Linked DNA regions of Homo sapiens: region 1 is linked to region 2. Evidence: chromatin loops called from intact Hi-C (ENCODE). Cell type or tissue: dorsolateral prefrontal cortex. All regions are shown on one strand. Each heading gives the region's core, and the rest is flanking DNA. Links, peaks and the distances in the headings are about the cores only. Region 1 overlaps CD47 (CD47 molecule). Region 2 overlaps MYH15 (myosin heavy chain 15).

Region 1 (10,104 bases), core at 1,437-9,436, 450 kb after region 2:
TTTCCTTTGTGAATGCTGTGGGTATGATCCACAGAAAGGCTACATAATGAAATGATAGCTTTACAATTAATTTGGCTGTAGAGTTGTAGACTAGTTAGCATATCATTGCATATTTGTTTATTTAGAAATGATTTCCAATTGTGGAACCTCACTAACTGCCTGCTTGGCTTGTTACTAATCCTAGCATTCAAAGAATCAAAAGGAATGATGAATGATGGTAAGTATAAAATGCACTTAATAATTATAGATCAGTTAAAACATGGACATTGGAAAACAAAAAAGCTTCTTGAAAATGTGGCTCTTTTTTAGTAAAAGGGACACTGTCAGATGATAAAGGTTCACATTTCTTGATGTATACAACTTAAATCTACTTTGCTAAAAATTGCAAAACTACTACTGTAAAAACTGTAGGGTGTCACGAATCAGACTCCAGTCATATGGCTCCCAGCAAAGAGAAATTACCACTTTTTGTAAAATGTTTTTCAGATTCCGTGTCTGGTGACTGTAACTTTAAGATGCCTTTTATAAGGCACATAAATAATCTGGCACAAATCTTTATCATTTTGACAGAGTTTCTTTTATGCTTGTGTTGGTGATTTTGTTGCATTTAACCCATGGGGACTTAACATCTCTGCTTTTCCAATCAGGAGCTTGGTTCTAACCTTTTGGGAGATGATTAAAGAGAGAGGTTGAGAGAGAGAGAGAGAGAGAGAGAGAGAGAGAGAGAGAGAGAGAGAGAGATGTTTCGTCCTCAGCTTTTGCTTCCATTTTTTTTTTAAGAACTCTGGGCTAATAACTTCTAATCTTTATAGAATATTTCAAAGAAATATATTTGTTCTTAAAGATACATAGGTTTGAGATATTGAGTGCTACAAGCATTTATTTTGGTTTTACCTTAACATATTATGATTCCTCAGTTTTGTTGGCATTTAGTAATTATGTTTATGTTTTTATCTTATCAAAAAATGTCTTCTTACCTTTGATATTTATAATCACTCCTCGGTCATGTAAATAGTTTGCTTTATATTTTACTGTTTTAAAGTCTGTGACCTTACCTGCCCTCTTCTGTAGCAAAGTGCAGCATTTAACTCAGGAAGCTATATTCCCCCCAAGTGTCATTAATATTTGCATAAGATTAAAAACACTCCAGTCGGCCGGGCGCGGTGGCTCACGCCTGTAATCCCAGCACTTTGGGAGGCCGAGGCGGGCGGATCACAAGGTCAGGAGATCGAGACCATCCTGGCTAACACGGTGAAACCCCGTCTCTACTAAAACTACAAAAAATTAGCCGGGCATGGTGGCGGGCACCTGTGGTCCCAGCTACTTGGGAGGCTGAGGCAGGAGAATGGCGTGAACCCGGGAGGCAGAGCTTGCAGTGAGCCAAGATCGTGCCACTACACTCCAGCCTGGGTGACAGAGCAAGACTCCGTCTCAAGAAAAAAAAAAAAAAAAAAAAAAAAAAAACACTCCAGTCATGCATTGGTGAACAAAGTTTAAAACAACGTGTATTCAGCATGGAGTCACAGAATGATCCTACTTTTGTATGTTTGTGTCACAGCCTTTAAAAGCATGTCTTGTTATATAAGCCATTACCCTCCTAAAAAAGACTATAGTTCACAGGAATAAGTTAAAAGACATAACAAAACATAAAATGACTAGTACCAGGAATTGTGACCATGGTTTGTTCTGGTAACTGTGGCATGGCATGGTTTGTTCCAGGAATTGTGGCATGGTTTGTTCATGTTTACATTCTGATGTCCTATTTTTTTTTTTTAATTTCTATGTCCTTTCCTTTTCCTTGGTGGTGTCATTGTTCTGTAGCTGTATGAAGAAACTAAACTTTTCTCCATTTTCAGGAAAGCAATCTAAGAATCTTGAGTGCCTCTTCCTTTGTTAATTTCTCTTAAGATGTGACTTTTTTAAACTACTGCATCAGGAAATATTGTAAAACAGTTTTGCCTTGAATATTTGTGATGAAATCTACGATGATCTTCAAGATTCTCTTAATTTTGCTAATATTCAGCTGATCAGAATTTGTTTTTAAAATGTCTGGCTGGTGGGTACTTCCCACTGACAACTGCTTATTGCTTACAGTATGTCTGCCTTGTCAATGAATGAGGTTCAGGGTGCTTCCTAGGGATCAGAGTCAGTACCATTTTTCTCTTTCATCTACAGCTGATCAGATGTTTATTTTACTTACATTAAATGAATGATGGAGATCCAAAGTGAATATTATAGAATATTATTCTAGGATCAACATCTTTTGCTTTGAAAAATCAACATCTCTTGGCTTTTCCTCAGCCAACCCAGCAAACAGAGATTATCAGACTCTGTTGATTTTTTACTTTCATTTGGCATTGGCCTTTTTCTTACTGAAATTAAAAAGGCTAATGATTTGCCTGGTTTCTGTCTCTGACCTTTGCAGGTCTATTTTCTTAATTTTTAGATACTATATATCTGAAACTTTTTTTAATGTGTCAACTTTTTAATGGATAGAAAATAGACACGAATAGTGATTATGTGTTCATTTTTCAATTTTCCAGAATAACTGAAGTGAAGTGATGGACTCCGATTTGGAGAGTAGTAAGACGTGAAAGGAATACACTTGTGTTTAAGCACCATGGCCTTGATGATTCACTGTTGGGGAGAAGAAACAAGAAAAGTAACTGGTTGTCACCTATGAGACCCTTACGTGATTGTTAGTTAAGTTTTTATTCAAAGCAGCTGTAATTTAGTTAATAAAATAATTATGATCTATGTTGTTTGCCCAATTGAGATCCAGTTTTTTGTTGTTATTTTTAATCAATTAGGGGCAATAGTAGAATGGACAATTTCCAAGAATGATGCCTTTCAGGTCCTAGGGCCTCTGGCCTCTAGGTAACCAGTTTAAATTGGTTCAGGGTGATAACTACTTAGCACTGCCCTGGTGATTACCCAGAGATATCTATGAAAACCAGTGGCTTCCATCAAACCTTTGCCAACTCAGGTTCACAGCAGCTTTGGGCAGTTATGGCAGTATGGCATTAGCTGAGAGGTGTCTGCCACTTCTGGGTCAATGGAATAATAAATTAAGTACAGGCAGGAATTTGGTTGGGAGCATCTTGTATGATCTCCGTATGATGTGATATTGATGGAGATAGTGGTCCTCATTCTTGGGGGTTGCCATTCCCACATTCCCCCTTCAACAAACAGTGTAACAGGTCCTTCCCAGATTTAGGGTACTTTTATTGATGGATATGTTTTCCTTTTATTCACATAACCCCTTGAAACCCTGTCTTGTCCTCCTGTTACTTGCTTCTGCTGTACAAGATGTAGCACCTTTTCTCCTCTTTGAACATGGTCTAGTGACACGGTAGCACCAGTTGCAGGAAGGAGCCAGACTTGTTCTCAGAGCACTGTGTTCACACTTTTCAGCAAAAATAGCTATGGTTGTAACATATGTATTCCCTTCCTCTGATTTGAAGGCAAAAATCTACAGTGTTTCTTCACTTCTTTTCTGATCTGGGGCATGAAAAAAGCAAGATTGAAATTTGAACTATGAGTCTCCTGCATGGCAACAAAATGTGTGTCACCATCAGGCCAACAGGCCAGCCCTTGAATGGGGATTTATTACTGTTGTATCTATGTTGCATGATAAACATTCATCACCTTCCTCCTGTAGTCCTGCCTCGTACTCCCCTTCCCCTATGATTGAAAAGTAAACAAAACCCACATTTCCTATCCTGGTTAGAAGAAAATTAATGTTCTGACAGTTGTGATCGCCTGGAGTACTTTTAGACTTTTAGCATTCGTTTTTTACCTGTTTGTGGATGTGTGTTTGTATGTGCATACGTATGAGATAGGCACATGCATCTTCTGTATGGACAAAGGTGGGGTACCTACAGGAGAGCAAAGGTTAATTTTGTGCTTTTAGTAAAAACATTTAAATACAAAGTTCTTTATTGGGTGGAATTATATTTGATGCAAATATTTGATCACTTAAAACTTTTAAAACTTCTAGGTAATTTGCCACGCTTTTTGACTGCTCACCAATACCCTGTAAAAATACGTAATTCTTCCTGTTTGTGTAATAAGATATTCATATTTGTAGTTGCATTAATAATAGTTATTTCTTAGTCCATCAGATGTTCCCGTGTGCCTCTTTTATGCCAAATTGATTGTCATATTTCATGTTGGGACCAAGTAGTTTGCCCATGGCAAACCTAAATTTATGACCTGCTGAGGCCTCTCAGAAAACTGAGCATACTAGCAAGACAGCTCTTCTTGAAAAAAAAAATATGTATACACAAATATATACGTATATCTATATATACGTATGTATATACACACATGTATATTCTTCCTTGATTGTGTAGCTGTCCAAAATAATAACATATATAGAGGGAGCTGTATTCCTTTATACAAATCTGATGGCTCCTGCAGCACTTTTTCCTTCTGAAAATATTTACATTTTGCTAACCTAGTTTGTTACTTTAAAAATCAGTTTTGATGAAAGGAGGGAAAAGCAGATGGACTTGAAAAAGATCCAAGCTCCTATTAGAAAAGGTATGAAAATCTTTATAGTAAAATTTTTTATAAACTAAAGTTGTACCTTTTAATATGTAGTAAACTCTCATTTATTTGGGGTTCGCTCTTGGATCTCATCCATCCATTGTGTTCTCTTTAATGCTGCCTGCCTTTTGAGGCATTCACTGCCCTAGACAATGCCACCAGAGATAGTGGGGGAAATGCCAGATGAAACCAACTCTTGCTCTCACTAGTTGTCAGCTTCTCTGGATAAGTGACCACAGAAGCAGGAGTCCTCCTGCTTGGGCATCATTGGGCCAGTTCCTTCTCTTTAAATCAGATTTGTAATGGCTCCCAAATTCCATCACATCACATTTAAATTGCAGACAGTGTTTTGCACATCATGTATCTGTTTTGTCCCATAATATGCTTTTTACTCCCTGATCCCAGTTTCTGCTGTTGACTCTTCCATTCAGTTTTATTTATTGTGTGTTCTCACAGTGACACCATTTGTCCTTTTCTGCAACAACCTTTCCAGCTACTTTTGCCAAATTCTATTTGTCTTCTCCTTCAAAACATTCTCCTTTGCAGTTCCTCTTCATCTGTGTAGCTGCTCTTTTGTCTCTTAACTTACCATTCCTATAGTACTTTATGCATCTCTGCTTAGTTCTATTAGTTTTTTGGCCTTGCTCTTCTCCTTGATTTTAAAATTCCTTCTATAGCTAGAGCTTTTCTTTCTTTCATTCTCTCTTCCTGCAGTGTTTTGCATACATCAGAAGCTAGGTACATAAGTTAAATGATTGAGAGTTGGCTGTATTTAGATTTATCACTTTTTAATAGGGTGAGCTTGAGAGTTTTCTTTCTTTCTGTTTTTTTTTTTTGTTTTTTTTTTTTTTTTTTTTTTTTTTTTTTTTGACTAATTTCACATGCTCTAAAAACCTTCAAAGGTGATTATTTTTCTCCTGGAAACTCCAGGTCCATTCTGTTTAAATCCCTAAGAATGTCAGAATTAAAATAACAGGGCTATCCCGTAATTGGAAATATTTCTTTTTTCAGGATGCTATAGTCAATTTAGTAAGTGACCACCAAATTGTTATTTGCACTAACAAAGCTCAAAACACGATAAGTTTACTCCTCCATCTCAGTAATAAAAATTAAGCTGTAATCAACCTTCTAGGTTTCTCTTGTCTTAAAATGGGTATTCAAAAATGGGGATCTGTGGTGTATGTATGGAAACACATACTCCTTAATTTACCTGTTGTTGGAAACTGGAGAAATGATTGTCGGGCAACCGTTTATTTTTTATTGTATTTTATTTGGTTGAGGGATTTTTTTATAAACAGTTTTACTTGTGTCATATTTTAAAATTACTAACTGCCATCACCTGCTGGGGTCCTTTGTTAGGTCATTTTCAGTGACTAATAGGGATAATCCAGGTAACTTTGAAGAGATGAGCAGTGAGTGACCAGGCAGTTTTTCTGCCTTTAGCTTTGACAGTTCTTAATTAAGATCATTGAAGACCAGCTTTCTCATAAATTTCTCTTTTTGAAAAAAAGAAAGCATTTGTACTAAGCTCCTCTGTAAGACAACATCTTAAATCTTAAAAGTGTTGTTATCATGACTGGTGAGAGAAGAAAACATTTTGTTTTTATTAAATGGAGCATTATTTACAAAAAGCCATTGTTGAGAATTAGATCCCACATCGTATAAATATCTATTAACCATTCTAAATAAAGAGAACTCCAGTGTTGCTATGTGCAAGATCCTCTCTTGGAGCTTTTTTGCATAGCAATTAAAGGTGTGCTATTTGTCAGTAGCCATTTTTTTGCAGTGATTTGAAGACCAAAGTTGTTTTACAGCTGTGTTACCGTTAAAGGTTTTTTTTTTTATATGTATTAAATCAATTTATCACTGTTTAAAGCTTTGAATATCTGCAATCTTTGCCAAGGTACTTTTTTATTTAAAAAAAAACATAACTTTGTAAATATTACCCTGTAATATTATATATACTTAATAAAACATTTTAAGCTATTTTGTTGGGCTATTTCTATTGCTGCTACAGCAGACCACAAGCACATTTCTGAAAAATTTAATTTATTAATGTATTTTTAAGTTGCTTATATTCTAGGTAACAATGTAAAGAATGATTTAAAATATTAATTATGAATTTTTTGAGTATAATACCCAATAAGCTTTTAATTAGAGCAGAGTTTTAATTAAAAGTTTTAAATCAGTCCAATGTGTTTCATAATTATTTTTTAATTTTCTCCATGGTGCAGTGAAAACATCACATGAGAAAGCAGGAGACCTGGGTGCTAGTCCTGGCTACACTACCAGCTAGCAGAGGACCTGGGAAAGCTACTTCCCTGGATCTCAGTGTCCGTCTCTGCCTGTAGAATGAGATAAGTCTCTTCAAGACTGAAATGTATGGTTCTCCATTTTAATTATCAGTTAGGACTATTGATTACAAGTGAAAGAAAACTTAAATCTAAGAAAAATGGGATCTATTGGCTAACATAACCTGAAAATTCAGACACACAGCTGGATCCTGGGCCTCCAAAAAGTGTCATAAGGACACAATATCTTGCCAGTTCTCAGCTTCACTGTCCTTCGTGTGGCTTTACTCTCCCAGGTTCCTGTGATGGCAAATGGCAAGCTGCAATCCCAAACCCATTTTCTTCCAGGTTCAGGGAGAGTAGAGGGGTAAAAAAGAGCGCATGTCTCTCTCTTAATAGTCCTGTCCACCTTGGGTTGCACCTCACCTCGGTGCTCTGACTGGGTCACGTGCCATGCCTCCTTCAGTCACTGAGGCCAAGTGTCTCTGGCGCTCTGATCGGGCCTGGCTGAGTCCCGAGTCTAGACTGGAGTGGAGGTGCTGGGCTCCATCTGAGCACATGTACCTGGCTGGAGGTGCCAGGCCGGGGGGAAGTTCACCTGAAGAAAACTCTGGGGGTCTTTCCAGATGATGAGATGTCATTTGATTTGGGGCACAGTATTCCTAGTCAACGCTTCATTCCTTCAGGTCTGTACTCTATGATTCTGCATTATATGTGTGATCGTAGACCATTTGAACAGACAATAATATTTGGCAGCAAAATACCGTCTCGTTCTTACCTCATAGGCAATTTAAATTTTATGCACTTACGAGAACTTTTCACTCTCAGCAGGGGTAACTAATGGAGTTCAGAAAGCATTTAATGGCCTGCCTCCTGCACTGAAAGCTGCTCTGTGCAGCACAGAACTGTACTCAACCTGATTGAACTCCCACGGAGGGGTAGGCTTCCAAACGCAACTGAATTTCATTTTGGTGCAGCACCTTTCTGCCTCAAGGCCTTAGCTTTGATAGCTTTAGAAAATAATGGATATGGTAACACTATGCAGGTAAGACATGGTTTTACCAGTGGCTCAGAGATTTAAGCCCAATTGGCAGTGTTTGGTGTTAGAAGTAATCTTTATTTTTTGTAAGCTTCATACTAAGTACCCATTCACCAAATCAGAGGGAAATGAAGTATTTACCCCTAAGTTATGGATACTTGGCCTGGTTATTTTATGTATCTATGACTATATAGAATAATGGACTTAATGATTAGAACTCTTATATACTTAGCAAGTATTTATTTAATCACTTGAATAGCAGGCAGCAACTTTTCAGCTCTGATGATAGCCAGTTGTGAAAGACTAGGCATATTTTCCAAATCTGGATGATGAGAAATGCTTGGTAAGAAGTCCAGTTTGGACAGAATTGATTTGTAAGTCTAAAGACAGCAATTTTATGTCAGTTTTGAAGCCAGACTGCAATATTGCTACCATTGCTCACTTAATGGACAGGCTTTCTGGAAGCCTCTACTGAAAATAATCTTATCTGATCATAGGCCTCCCTTAATAAAAAACAAAACTATAATGTTGCTTCCTAATTTTCTCTGGGTTGCCTAAGAAATTCTTCAAGATTAAACTAACAGCCTGTAAGTGGTTTGACTTTCTAAACAAATGGATTATTTGAAAAATTTTAATGTATTGTTTATAACACATGCCAGACACTTCCTCACGCCTATAATCCCAGCACTTAGGGAGGCCAAGGTGGGTGGATTGCTTGAAGCCAGGAATTTGAGACCAGCCTGGGCAATGTGGCAAAATCCTGTCTCTACAAAAAATACAAAAAATAGCTGGAGGTGCTGGTGGGCACCCATAGTCTCAGTTACTTGAGAGGCTGAGGTGGAAGGATCGGTTGAGCCCTGGATAGAGGCTGCAGGAAGCCATGATCACAGCACTGCACTCCAGCCTGGGAGACAGAGCGAGACCCTTTCTCAAAAAATAATAATAATAATTAAAATAACAAAGCATGGAATATGTCTTTCATGGAGCTCTCTAAGTTTTGCTCATTTTTATTAAAAATACTGTTTGTGGAGGGTGTTGTAGTTAAGCTGCACTGTGGGCAGAGTGGACCTGCACAGGTCCACAGGACCTGTGTCCTGTGTCTCTACCAGTCATCATATATGTCACAGATTCTGTGGGGAAATATGTCTCTGGCATGCTAACTGGGAACAACTGGAACCTTTGCTCTCCCTACCATTGCAGCCTCCTCCTCCAGCAGTTGTAGGACTAGCGGCCCCACCACATGGGATGAGAGCCCTGTGGCGGCTGCCTCCAGCCCCTGCCTCCCAGGCAGCTCATTCTAGGAATGCTCCTTATTCTCTGGGAAGTTTCCATCCACAGCTCAACCAAACGTTTTTGGAATGTGATGTTTATAATTGTCACTTGTGCAAGTTCTATATGTTTGGTAACCTGAGTAAACCTTTGTTTATTGCAATACTATCAAGTATTCACTTCTCACAATTGAATTGGTTAGATACATATCTTAGGTTTTTAAATTTGATTATCATGGATTCAGTAGAGCCCATGTCTCTTCCTGTCTTTAGCTATATGCCTAGCTATCAGTGGGAATTGTCTGCTAACGACTATTACTCCATGGAACAGAAAAGATTACCATGGATCCTGTGCGGGAATATGTTTGAAAACATCCACAAAAATCAGTTTTTCTCATTTCTGCTCAAGGAAAGTTGTCAGAAAATTATGGAACCTTTCTGCTTTAAGTTGATGATGATAGAAGATGGGGCATTTATTAATTGCCTAAAAGAATTATCCTTGAAGTTATACTGAAAAATTTTTTTTAAGTTTTTTCAAAAACACTATAGTAAAATTAAATTTATTTTTTATTTATTTATTTTTTTTGAGATGAAATCTCACTCTTGTCCCCCAGGCTGGAGTGCAATAGCAGGATCTCAGCTCACTGCAACCTCTGCCTCCCAGGTTCAAGCGATTCTCCTGCCTCAGCCTCCTGAGTAGCTGGGATTACAGGTGCCTGCCACCATGCCCGGCTAATTTTTGCATTTTTAGTAGAGACAGGGTTTCACCATGTTGGCCAGGCTGGTCTTGAACTCCTGACCTCAGGTGATCCACCTGCCTGGGCCTCCCAAAGTGCTGGGATTACAGGCGTAAGCCACCGCGCCCAGCCAAGTAAAATTAAATATTCTTGTATTCTTTTTATATCTCTGGAAAAGTATTAAATACATTCTTCCAGAAAAACCTTCGCTGAAGGGC
Region 2 (10,104 bases), core at 1,129-9,128:
GGATCACTTGAGCCCAGAAGTTCAAGATCAGCCTGGATAACACAGTGAGACTTTGTTTCTACTAAAAATAAAAATATTAGCCTGGAGTGGTGGTGCGCACCTGTAGTCTCAGTTACTCAAGTGGCTGAGGCTGAAGGATGGCCTGAACCCAGGTGTTTGAGGCTGCAATGAGCTATGATGATACCACTACACTCCTGCTGGGTAACAGAGTAGGAATTTGCCTTAAAGAAAAGAAAGCAATTGAAAGAGAACAGAAAGGAGAGAAAAGTTGGAAAGATAGAAGGAAAGAAGTAGAGGAGAAAAATAAACATGAAGATGGATAAATGGAAGGAAAGAAAGAAGAGAGAAAGAAAAAGGAGTTCAAAAAAATCAAGAAATCTGGGTTAAAATTTTCAATTAATACTAAATAGGTATGTATACATATACTTCTGTATATGTGTATGTGCACACATACATATTTACTTGCATGTTTGTGTGTATGGGTATATATACATGTATGTTTGTGTGTGTGACTCCCACTGTCCTACATATTTTAATGTACTAGTTTGATCCCCCTGTACAGAGCCACTCACGTCTTCTTGCCAGGCTGCTGTCCTGCCCTGATGCCTTCCTGGCATGGGCCAGCCTCCCCCAGGCTGTCTTCCTCCCTGTTCCAGCATCCTGATCCCACAGGCTCTAGCTGCCACCAGATGGTGCCACCTCCTCAGCTGCATCTGGCATTCTGACATGGGCACTGGCACCTCTGGACAGCATTTCTGCCCCTCTAGATCCTGCCTTATGACTTTTCACTGATAAGGAAGAAAGGGTGCCCGTCTATTATTTATGCCAAGGTGTGCTATGAAACATAAATTAGATCACATCACTCCTCTGCTTAAAACCTTACAATGTCTCCCAAGCACACATAAAATAAAACTCTACCCTTTCCCGTGTTCTACATGGCTTAGATGATATGGAGTTTGTCTACCTCTTCGACTCCATTTTATGCCCCCCCTTTCTCTGACTTTCTAAATTCTAAGATATTGGCTTTTCTTGTGATTTTATGTCAGAGCTGTTGCAGTAGCTGCTTATCCAGTAGACTATAAGATTCATGAGGGTAGGGGCCATGTCTATTTTTTTTGTGCGGTATCTCCAGTGCCTAGAAGGTTACCTGGATCTTAGTAGATGCTCAATGAATGTTTGTTGCATGAATAAACAAATATGCTGAGGAAATATTTTTCTCATCTTTAGATAAGAACAGTGAGGCCCAGAGAGATTTCACAATGCCCACAAGAATACACAGGTAGCAATCAGCAGATTTGGGGCTACAAGCCAGAACCACTGCTAGTCCTGACAATCATTCTGGCTTCCTCCAGATATTAGCTGGTGCTGTCTCATCTCAAACCCACATTGCATTTTTCTCTTCTTTTCTTTTCTTTCTTTCTTTTTTTTTTTTGTTTGTTTTTTACTTCTGGGGAAGTAGTCCTTTTGAGAGTTACATATAATGAAGCCATTGCAAGTGCTTGGAAAATGTGAATAGGAAACTGTGTTTTGTGTCTGACTGTGTTCTGTGTCCACACTAGGGCAAATTCATCAGGATGCACTTTGGTGCCAGAGGCATGCTGTCATCTGTGGACATTGATATCTGTAAGTAGTCATTGCACTGTCTGATTACTTTTTTCTTTTCTTCCCTTCCTTCCCTTCCCTTCTCTTTCCTTCCTTCCTTCCTTCCTTCCTTTTCTTCTTTCTTTCTTTCCTTTTCTCTCTCTCTCGTTCTTTTTCTCCCTTCCTTCCTTCTTTTCTTTTCTTTCTTGACAGGGTCTTACTCTGTTGTTCAGGCTGGAGTGCCGTGGCATGATCATGGCTCACTGCAGCCTCGAATTCCTGGGATCAAGCAATCCTCTACCTCAGCCTCTCAAGTAGCTGCAGCTACAGGCATGTGCCACCATGCCCAGCTAATTTTAAAAATTTTTCTTTGTGGAAATGGGGTCTCACTATGTTGCACAGGCTGTTTTCAAACTCCTGGCCTCAAGTGATTCTCCTGCCTTGGCCTCCCAAAATGCTGGGATTACAGTTGTGAGCCACTGCGCTCAGCCTGATTACTTTTCTTCTACATTTTGCAAGAATGCCTAAGTATGAATTTTTATTCATTTCTCATCATCCAGATTTGCTTGAAAAGTCCAGGGTGATTTTCCAGCAGGCTGGAGAGAGGAACTACCACATATTCTATCAAATTCTATCTGGACAAAAAGAGCTTCATGGTAAGTGTAGGATTCTGGAGCTTAGGGTTATTCCAAAACAAGAAAAATAAGTCATATTTGGGGGATGAAAAAGTGTTATTCGGTAAGTTTCTTAGCCTATTTAGACCTCAGTATATTCATCCTTAAAACTTAGGGAATTGAATCAATTATAGAACTAGTGTTGTATAATTTTATATGGACAGACAGTAAATAGCAACACTTCTTTTTCAATTTGGTAGCAAAAAGAAGCAGAGTATTTGGAAATGGGTAGGATGCCCAGCAGAGGTGAGTGAGTGTGTGTGTGTGTGTGTGTGTGTGTATAAAAGCATTAATTTAAGGCCTTAATTAGAGCTACATGGGTGGTATAGATAAGGACCAGGGGAGGGAAATAGCATCATAGTGTGTGGTGGTCAATGGGAGTTTTCTCTCTTTTTTCTTTTTTAATAGAGATGGGGTTTCACCATGTTGGCCAGGCTGGTCTCAAGCTCCTGGCCTCAAGAAATCCTCCCACCTTGGCCTCCCAAAGTGCTGGGATTACAAGTGTGAACCACCGTGTCTGGCTCAGGGAGTTTTATAAAGAAGGGGAATTTAGGTTGGGATATGAAGAATGGGAAGGGGATTCAGTCAGACAAAGTGAAGAGTGGAGGCTACTTCTGGTAGGAGGAAGAGTGTACACAATGTTGGGAAAGGGCAAAGCAGGAGCAGGGAACAGAGAGACCAGGTTGATTAAAGGAAAAGGTTTGCACAGAGGAATAGTGGAGATTTTATTCCGATGGTTTCTGAACTCAGGGAGTTGGCAGAGCAAGTGTGTTGTGGGGGGTGCGGCAATAGGAGGTCATGATTTATTGAAGGCAGTGTTTGGGACGATTAAGCTGGTAATGGGCAGGATGGTGTGGAGGCAGAGACTTGGATGGAAGGGATTGCAAATGTCCCAGTATGAGATGACAAGACAGTGATCTAAGAGAGTGTCTGAGAATGGAAGGGTGGGGGAAAAGGGATAGATGCATGGAAGAATAGACAGGTCTTGGTAGAGACTGAATGTAAGAATGAGGAAGAGTGATGAGTCAGTCAAAAATATCCCCAAGTTTTGTGATTTGATTAGGAGAATGATAGTGCCATAAACATAAAATAAGAAAAAAAATGTGGAATAAGGGAATGAATTTCATGTATTTATTCAACAAATATTTATTATGGAGCTGCTATGTGTACACCAGGCACTGCTTTTTAATCATAGGGGGTACAGTGGTGAACGAGGTAGACAGGCCTCTGCCCATATGAGCTTATAGTCTAGTATGGAAGACAGGCAACAAATGAGTAAAGAATACATGATCTAGGCTGGGCGTGGTGACTCCTACCTGTAATCCCAGCACTTTGGGAGACTGAGGCAGATGGATTGCTTGAGGTCAGGGGTTTGAGACCAGCCTGGCTAACATGGTAAAAACCAGTCTCTACGAAAAATACAAAACTTAGCCAGGCATGGTGGCAGGTGCTCGTAATTCTGGCTACTCAGGAGACTGAGGCAGGAGAATCACTTGAACCCAGGAGGCGGAGGTTGCAGTGAGCTGAGAATGTGCCAGTGCACTTTAGCCTGGGCAACAGAGTGAGACTCTGTCTCAAAAAAGAAAAAAAAAAAACCATGATCTAATTTCTTTGTAGGTTATATGGCAGGTCTATAAAGAACAATAAAGTACAGTGAGGGGACAGAAAGAAATGGGGTTTGGTAGGGTTGTGGATAGTTCTATTTTAGATGAAATTGTCAGGGAATTTCTCTGAAAAGACAACATTCTTTGCAGACACCTCAATGAGTAAGGGAGCAAGTAGGCAAAGATTTCCAGGAATAAAATCCCAGGAGGAGGGAACAGTGAGTACAAAGGTCCTGAGGCAATAATGCATTTGATTTATTCTTGGAATAGCAAAATGGCCACTGTGGGTGGTAGAGTAGAGAGGGTAACGTAGGGTAAAATAGGCAGGGGCCAGACCATGCAGTGCATTGCAGGCCATGGCAGACCATTTAAAGTGGCATAGGAAGTCATTGGAAGGGGAGAACTACACGCTGATTTGATTTCCGAGGTATTGCATTTGAGGTAAGCCTTTGAGGACAACAATGCTCCCACAGAAGTGGACATAGGGTAAGATTACAGATCCAGGCTAGTAAACTGATGGGAACAATTCTCCCAGTCCATTATGCTTAGACTAAGTATGGTATAAATCTAGCAGTGTTTTGACTACTTGGTTTTTAAAGTACCCTTACCAAATGGGGAAAGCTCTGCAAACGAGACAATTATTTTTGCCATAGATGTAATTGGTGTCATGTAAGCAGCACGTATTCTCCTCCCCACCTTCTCTCCACCTCAACCTGGAACAGGATTTTTTTTGATCTTCCATTGATTAGTCCTATCAAATCTAACACTCTTGACATGTGTTTCTGGATGGTATAGAGCAACTGACACGTAAGATCTAATGTGGGTACCAGCAGAGACTGCAAGATTATTTTCAGAGCAACTCTGTTTACTAATAGAAGCATCTGATGCCTTTGGGCTGCTATGGAAAATGCATGCTTATCCTGAGTTCATTTATCTTCTTCGGTCTTTGGGGGTTGCTGAGATTGATTACTGTGCAAAGTCTGACATCTGGTGGTCCAAATTGGGTATTGTCAGTCTACCTGTTTTAGCACCCATTGTCCTTTTGGGGGACATTTTAAAAGATGATCTGGAACTCTTACCATCCATGTTTGCTAAAGAAGAGCTTCAGAGTATCCTGAGGCTTAATACAAGAGGGCATATCTTAACGATATGAGGATGATGTCCACATATCCTGAAATATGAGGATTTGTCCATACTACAAAAGAATTGGGTATGGAAATCACAGCAGAGAGGCTGGTCACCCACTGAAGGAGCGAAGGAAATGAGGTGACATGTTACCTCAGAGCCAGCCCCTATTTGACCTCTACATGGCCATGAGCACCCCTTCACTCCTTTGCTCTCAATTATATCTGACCCTTGTTCCAGGCATAGCTAAGGCTCATTTCTTCAGTTCTTTTGGACAGGGCTCATTCAAAATCCTTAGTTCTTACTGCCGTCTGTATAGCTTGGTCCTACATATATTTTCCCTTTTCTCCTCTTTTTCTTTTGACTTTTTTTCTTTCTATTTATTTATTGTGTCTATTCTTGCTATTCAACTAGTGTATAAATTCCAGGAGTGATGGTAAGTGACCAAGAGGTCCTTCCGTCCTGGAATCCTTGACATTTGGCCTCAACCCTGTGTATTCACTTCATAAAGTATACAACAATTGTGCATCATCAAGAGAGAATCTACTGAATGAACAGGAAAAAATATTTGCAAACTGTACATCTTATAAGGGCTGAATATCTAAAATATATAAAGAACTCAACTCAATAGCAAGAAAACAACTGGATTAAAAAATGGATAAAGGACCTGACAGACATCTCTCCAAAGAAGACATGCAAATGGCCAACAGGTCTATGAGAAAAGCCTCAACATCAATAATCATCAGGGAAATGCAAAGCAAAAACCATAATGAGATATTGTCTTACTATCAGAAGGCAAGAGATAACAAATGTTGGCAAAGATGTGAAGAAAAGGCAACCCTTTTTCACTGTTGAGTCAACTGTAAATTACTACAGTCATTATGAAAAATGGTATGAAAGTCACTCAAAAGATTACAAACAGAACTACCATATGATCCAGTCATCTACTACTGGGAATACATCCAAGGGAAATGAACTCAGTATCCTGAAGAGGTATCTGTACTTCCATGTTCAATGCAGCATTGTTCACAATTGCCGAGATAGAGAAAAAACCTAAGTGTCCATGAAGGATGACTGGATAAAGAAAATGTGGTATATATACACAATAGGATACTATTATGCCTTTAAAAAAAGAAGGAAATCTTGGCTGGGTATGGTAGCTCATGACTGTAATCCCAGCACTTTGGGAGGCCCAGGAGGGAGGATTGCTTGAGCCCAGGAGTTCAAGGTCAGCCTGGGCAACATAGCAAGACCCCGTTTCTACAAAAAATTTAAAAATTAGTTGAGCATGGTGGCATACACCTGTGGTCTCAGCTACTAGGGAGGCTGAGGTGGGAGGATCACTTGAGCCTGGGAGATTGAGGCTTCAGTGAGCTGTGATCATGCCACTGCACCTTAGCTTGGGTGACAGAATGAGACCCTGCCTCAAAAGAAAAGGAAAGAAAATCTTGTTATTTTTGTCAAGTATGGCAACATGAATGAACCTGAAGGACATTATGCTAAATGAAATAAGGCAGGGACAGAAAGACAAATACCACATGATCTCACCCATGTAGAATCTAAAAAAGTTGAATAAGTTCAGAAGATCTATTGTACAACATAGTGATTATAGTTAATAACAATGTATTATATACTTGAAATGGCTAACAGAGTAGATTTTAAATATTCTCACCACAAAAAAAAAAGTATGTGAAATGACAGATACATTACTTAGCTGGAATAAGCCATTCCACAATGTATACATGTATCAAAACATCATGTTGTACACCATAAATATATACAATTTTAAATTGTCAATTTAAAAAATAAAAATCATTTCAAAAACAAGTACTGTAAAAATTTTTACAGGATATTTTTATTAAAATACACATATTCACCTTCTGCTGGATTTAAGCTAGGCCAATTTTATTTTTAAAGTTTTATAAAACAAATTTATTGATGTTCTTTTCACCTAAAGTACACTGCACGTGTTTTAAGTATATAACAGGTAAGTGTTAACATATATATGAGTGTGTATGAAACTGTCACCACAATCAACATAATGCATGTATACTTTCAAAAGTGTCCTTGGATCTTTTATAATACCTCCCTCCTGTCCCTTTTCACTCATTGGAGCCCTCCTTTCCCAGCCCCAGTCCCTAAGTAACCACTAATATGCTTTCTGTCACCACAGATTAGTTTGCATTTTCTAGAATGTTTAAAGACAAAATCATAGAGTGTATATTCTTCTTGTCAGGCTTATTTTACCCAGCATAATTATTTTGAAATTCTTCCATGTTCTAGCACGTATTTATAGCTTATTCCTTTGTTTGCTGAATAATAATCCACTGTATGAATATACAACAGTTTGTTAACCCATTCAACTGCAGATGGTTATTTGACTTGTTTTCTAACAAAACTGCTATGAACATTTATGTAGCCCAATTTCTTTGTTTCTGAGATTTGGAGTTCAAGATAACCGATTTTCACTTTATTGAGCAATAAATAGAAAAATAAGATCAGCTCAAAAAAACTTCACTGGGAGCAAGTGTTGGACAGTGAAAGGTTAATGTGATTCTGCCAAGTCAGCTGATGATGCGCGGCTGACAGCCTGCCTCTGCTTCAGCCTGGATTATGTTTCCTGACTAAGTGAATCATGTCAGGACTCTTAGACATATCAGGGTGCAGCACTGAACACAGCAGCTGATTTATGGATCCCTTGAAAGACAGACTCAGTTCTCTAATAGCGAGGATGTGATGTGACAGGGTTGCCCTGCTAATGTTCCCTGGGCGCTGACCCCAGCTTCTGGCTGCTTCGTAGCTTTTGAAGCTCAGGTCTGTTCTACTTATAATTTTACAAAATACTTTTATCCTCCAGCCCTCAGTCATAAATCTAGGCCAAATTCCTGTTTTCAGAGTTTTGCCAACACACATTACGTGTCTTTTTGTTGTTGTTGTTGTTGTTTGTTTGTTTTTGTTTTTTTTTACACCAATTGAAACTGCTGCAATTGAATCCGCTTTTTGAATTTGCCAGCCTGTCTTCTCTTGGGAGGCATTAACACATGACTGACAAGTTAATAGAGGGCAAACATTGATTGTAGAAGTTTGGGTCTAAAATATGGATTTTATTTTGGCTTGTTTACAAGTATGATATAAACTGTAGACTAAACTGCGAATATTGACCAATTATTTTCTAAGGCCTTGCAGATTTCTTTAAGCTGTTTAACGAATCGTTTTCCCACTCTAGACCTGCTCCTGGTATCTGCAAATCCCTCAGACTTCCACTTTTGCTCCTGTGGAGCAGTTACTGTGGAGAGCTTGGATGATGCTGAAGAATTGCTGGCCACAGAAGTAAGGCTTGTTAGTTGTCAAAGCAAAATCTGGTAATGGCAATGAGAAATGAAAGACAGAATCTTAGAGTTCTGTTCTTAGGGACCCAGAGAAGTGGTCTTGCTTCCGTAGGGGTGTAGGGCTGCTTCTGTCCAAAGTTTACTTATTTATGAGAAAACTGCACATTGTCAATATAGTAACTTTGGAAGCTATGAAAAAGTAGAAAGATATTTCAACTCAATGGCAAACATCTCTTTTATTTGGTGTATATCTTTACAGTTTTTATTCTGTTTTTATCTATTTGCAGCTGCTTTTGTATGGTCATGTTAGTGTTTTTTGTTTTTTACCAAAAGACTGTAATTATGCTGCATAGACATTTGGCATATAGAATTTGCTTTCTCAGTTTAATCGTTTAAGCATTTCAAATATCGTTAGGAACTCTTCATAAACATTTAAGTGGATACTTAAGATTTTATCAGGCATTTGTCCTGTTGTTTATTGAGCTATTCTCTTAGTGTTAGACTCAAGTTTTTTTTCACTCCCACTGAGGTGAATATCTCTGTAGCTAAACACTTTTTCTGTATATCAGATTCACCTTATGCTAGATTCCTAGAAGTGAAAATACTAAGGATTATGAATTTTTTATAGTCTCTTGGTACATATTCTAAATTAACCACTAGAAAGATTGTACCAATTTTTTCCCTCCTGGGGTGTATGAGAATGCACACCTTGTGCAGTGGATTCTTAGGATGCAATTTTATGGTGAGGTGGCTTTTCTTAAACCTTTCTTTTCACCAGTCTTTGAAATGTGTCTCCTCTGGAATAAAGTCAGAACCTGTGGGATCACAGAAACAAGCAACTCAGCAGATATGGTGCTTTCTGCCATAACCACGAAAGGCAAAATAATTGACCTCATATAGCCAGTTAGTGATCTGTTGCTGGAAGGAACAAGAGAGAGGCAGGGCATTGAAGGAAAGTTCTAAAACTATTGGGAACTAAACAAGCCTAGTCTTGTGCCTTCCTAATTCTCTTTTAAAGGGATGAGCAGACTGCGGGTGACCAAGTGCCAACAGGGCTGATTTGCATTGCTTTGAACAGAGCTGTCTGTCTCATTCCCCTCAGCCCACAGCCCGAGGTGTAACACAGCGGGGGTGAGGTGCTCACTGCAGCCATTAAGCAAATGAAGACAGGGCCATCTGTTTCTCTTTTTACAGCAAGCCATGGACATCTTGGGCTTTCTTCCTGATGAGAAGTATGGATGCTATAAACTCACTGGAGCCATCATGCACTTTGGAAATATGAAATTTAAACAGAAACCTAGAGAAGAGCAACTGGAAGCAGATGGCACAGAAAGTAAGAATTACTTTGAAGATATGGTATATACTTCAAATCTCTGGGCCCAAGCCTGCTCCCCTTTACCTTGCAGTTAACTTCATCTCTTACTTAAAATTAATCAATAGTGTCTCCCTTGATTGCTGTTCTTCAAAAACGGTTCTGTCAACTACCATTCTAATGTAGAATCCTCCTATCACAGAATAAGAAGCACTCCTCAATAATTATTGATGATCCAGTCAATTTGCTAAACTTGGGTGAAGGAGAATTAAGACACAGTATGCCTTTAGCACATAGATTATTGAGAACAATGAGAGAAAGGAACAAATTATGGCCGGACACCGTGACTCACGCTTGTAATCCCAGCACTTGGGGAGGCCGAGGTGGGTGGATCACTTGAGGCCAGGAGTTCAAGACCAGCCTGGCCAATATAGCGAAACCCTGTCTCTACTAAAAATACAAAAAATTGGCCAGGCGTG

What was found. A loop is a pair of places that touch in the nucleus more often than their neighbours do. Peaks named below come from ENCODE experiments on the same cell type or tissue, not always from the same donor. Only the 100,000 strongest peaks of a DNase experiment are listed, where the experiment ranks them.
Region 1: it touches region 2 in a loop (2.4-fold over the local background); 8 of 110 quality-filtered maps call a loop at or near these places.

What each region holds. Positions count from the first base shown.
Region 1 is chr3:108,039,732-108,049,835 of GRCh38, reverse strand. CD47 (CD47 molecule) reads left to right here. Exons shown (of 11, transcript NM_001777.4): 10 at 185-217; 11 at 2,544-6,745. The coding sequence ends at 2,548. LOC124906265 (a long non-coding RNA gene) reads left to right here and starts at 9,909. Exons shown (of 3, transcript XR_007095995.1): 1 at 9,909-10,104. In dorsolateral prefrontal cortex, for the core only: no CTCF peak of the experiment used is centred there; no DNase peak of the experiment used is centred there; H3K27ac peaks cover 2,105 bases.
Region 2 is chr3:108,484,633-108,494,736 of GRCh38, reverse strand. MYH15 (myosin heavy chain 15) reads left to right here. Exons shown (of 41, transcript NM_014981.3): 8 at 1,560-1,623; 9 at 2,142-2,237; 10 at 8,211-8,314; 11 at 9,508-9,646. Among named protein-coding and RNA genes, the nearest start is that of MYH15, 21 kb to the left of the region's middle. In dorsolateral prefrontal cortex, for the core only: CTCF peaks have their summits at 4,655 and 4,854 (motif pointing left); a DNase peak (open chromatin) is centred at 7,586; H3K4me3 peaks cover 1,567 bases; H3K27ac peaks cover 2,176 bases.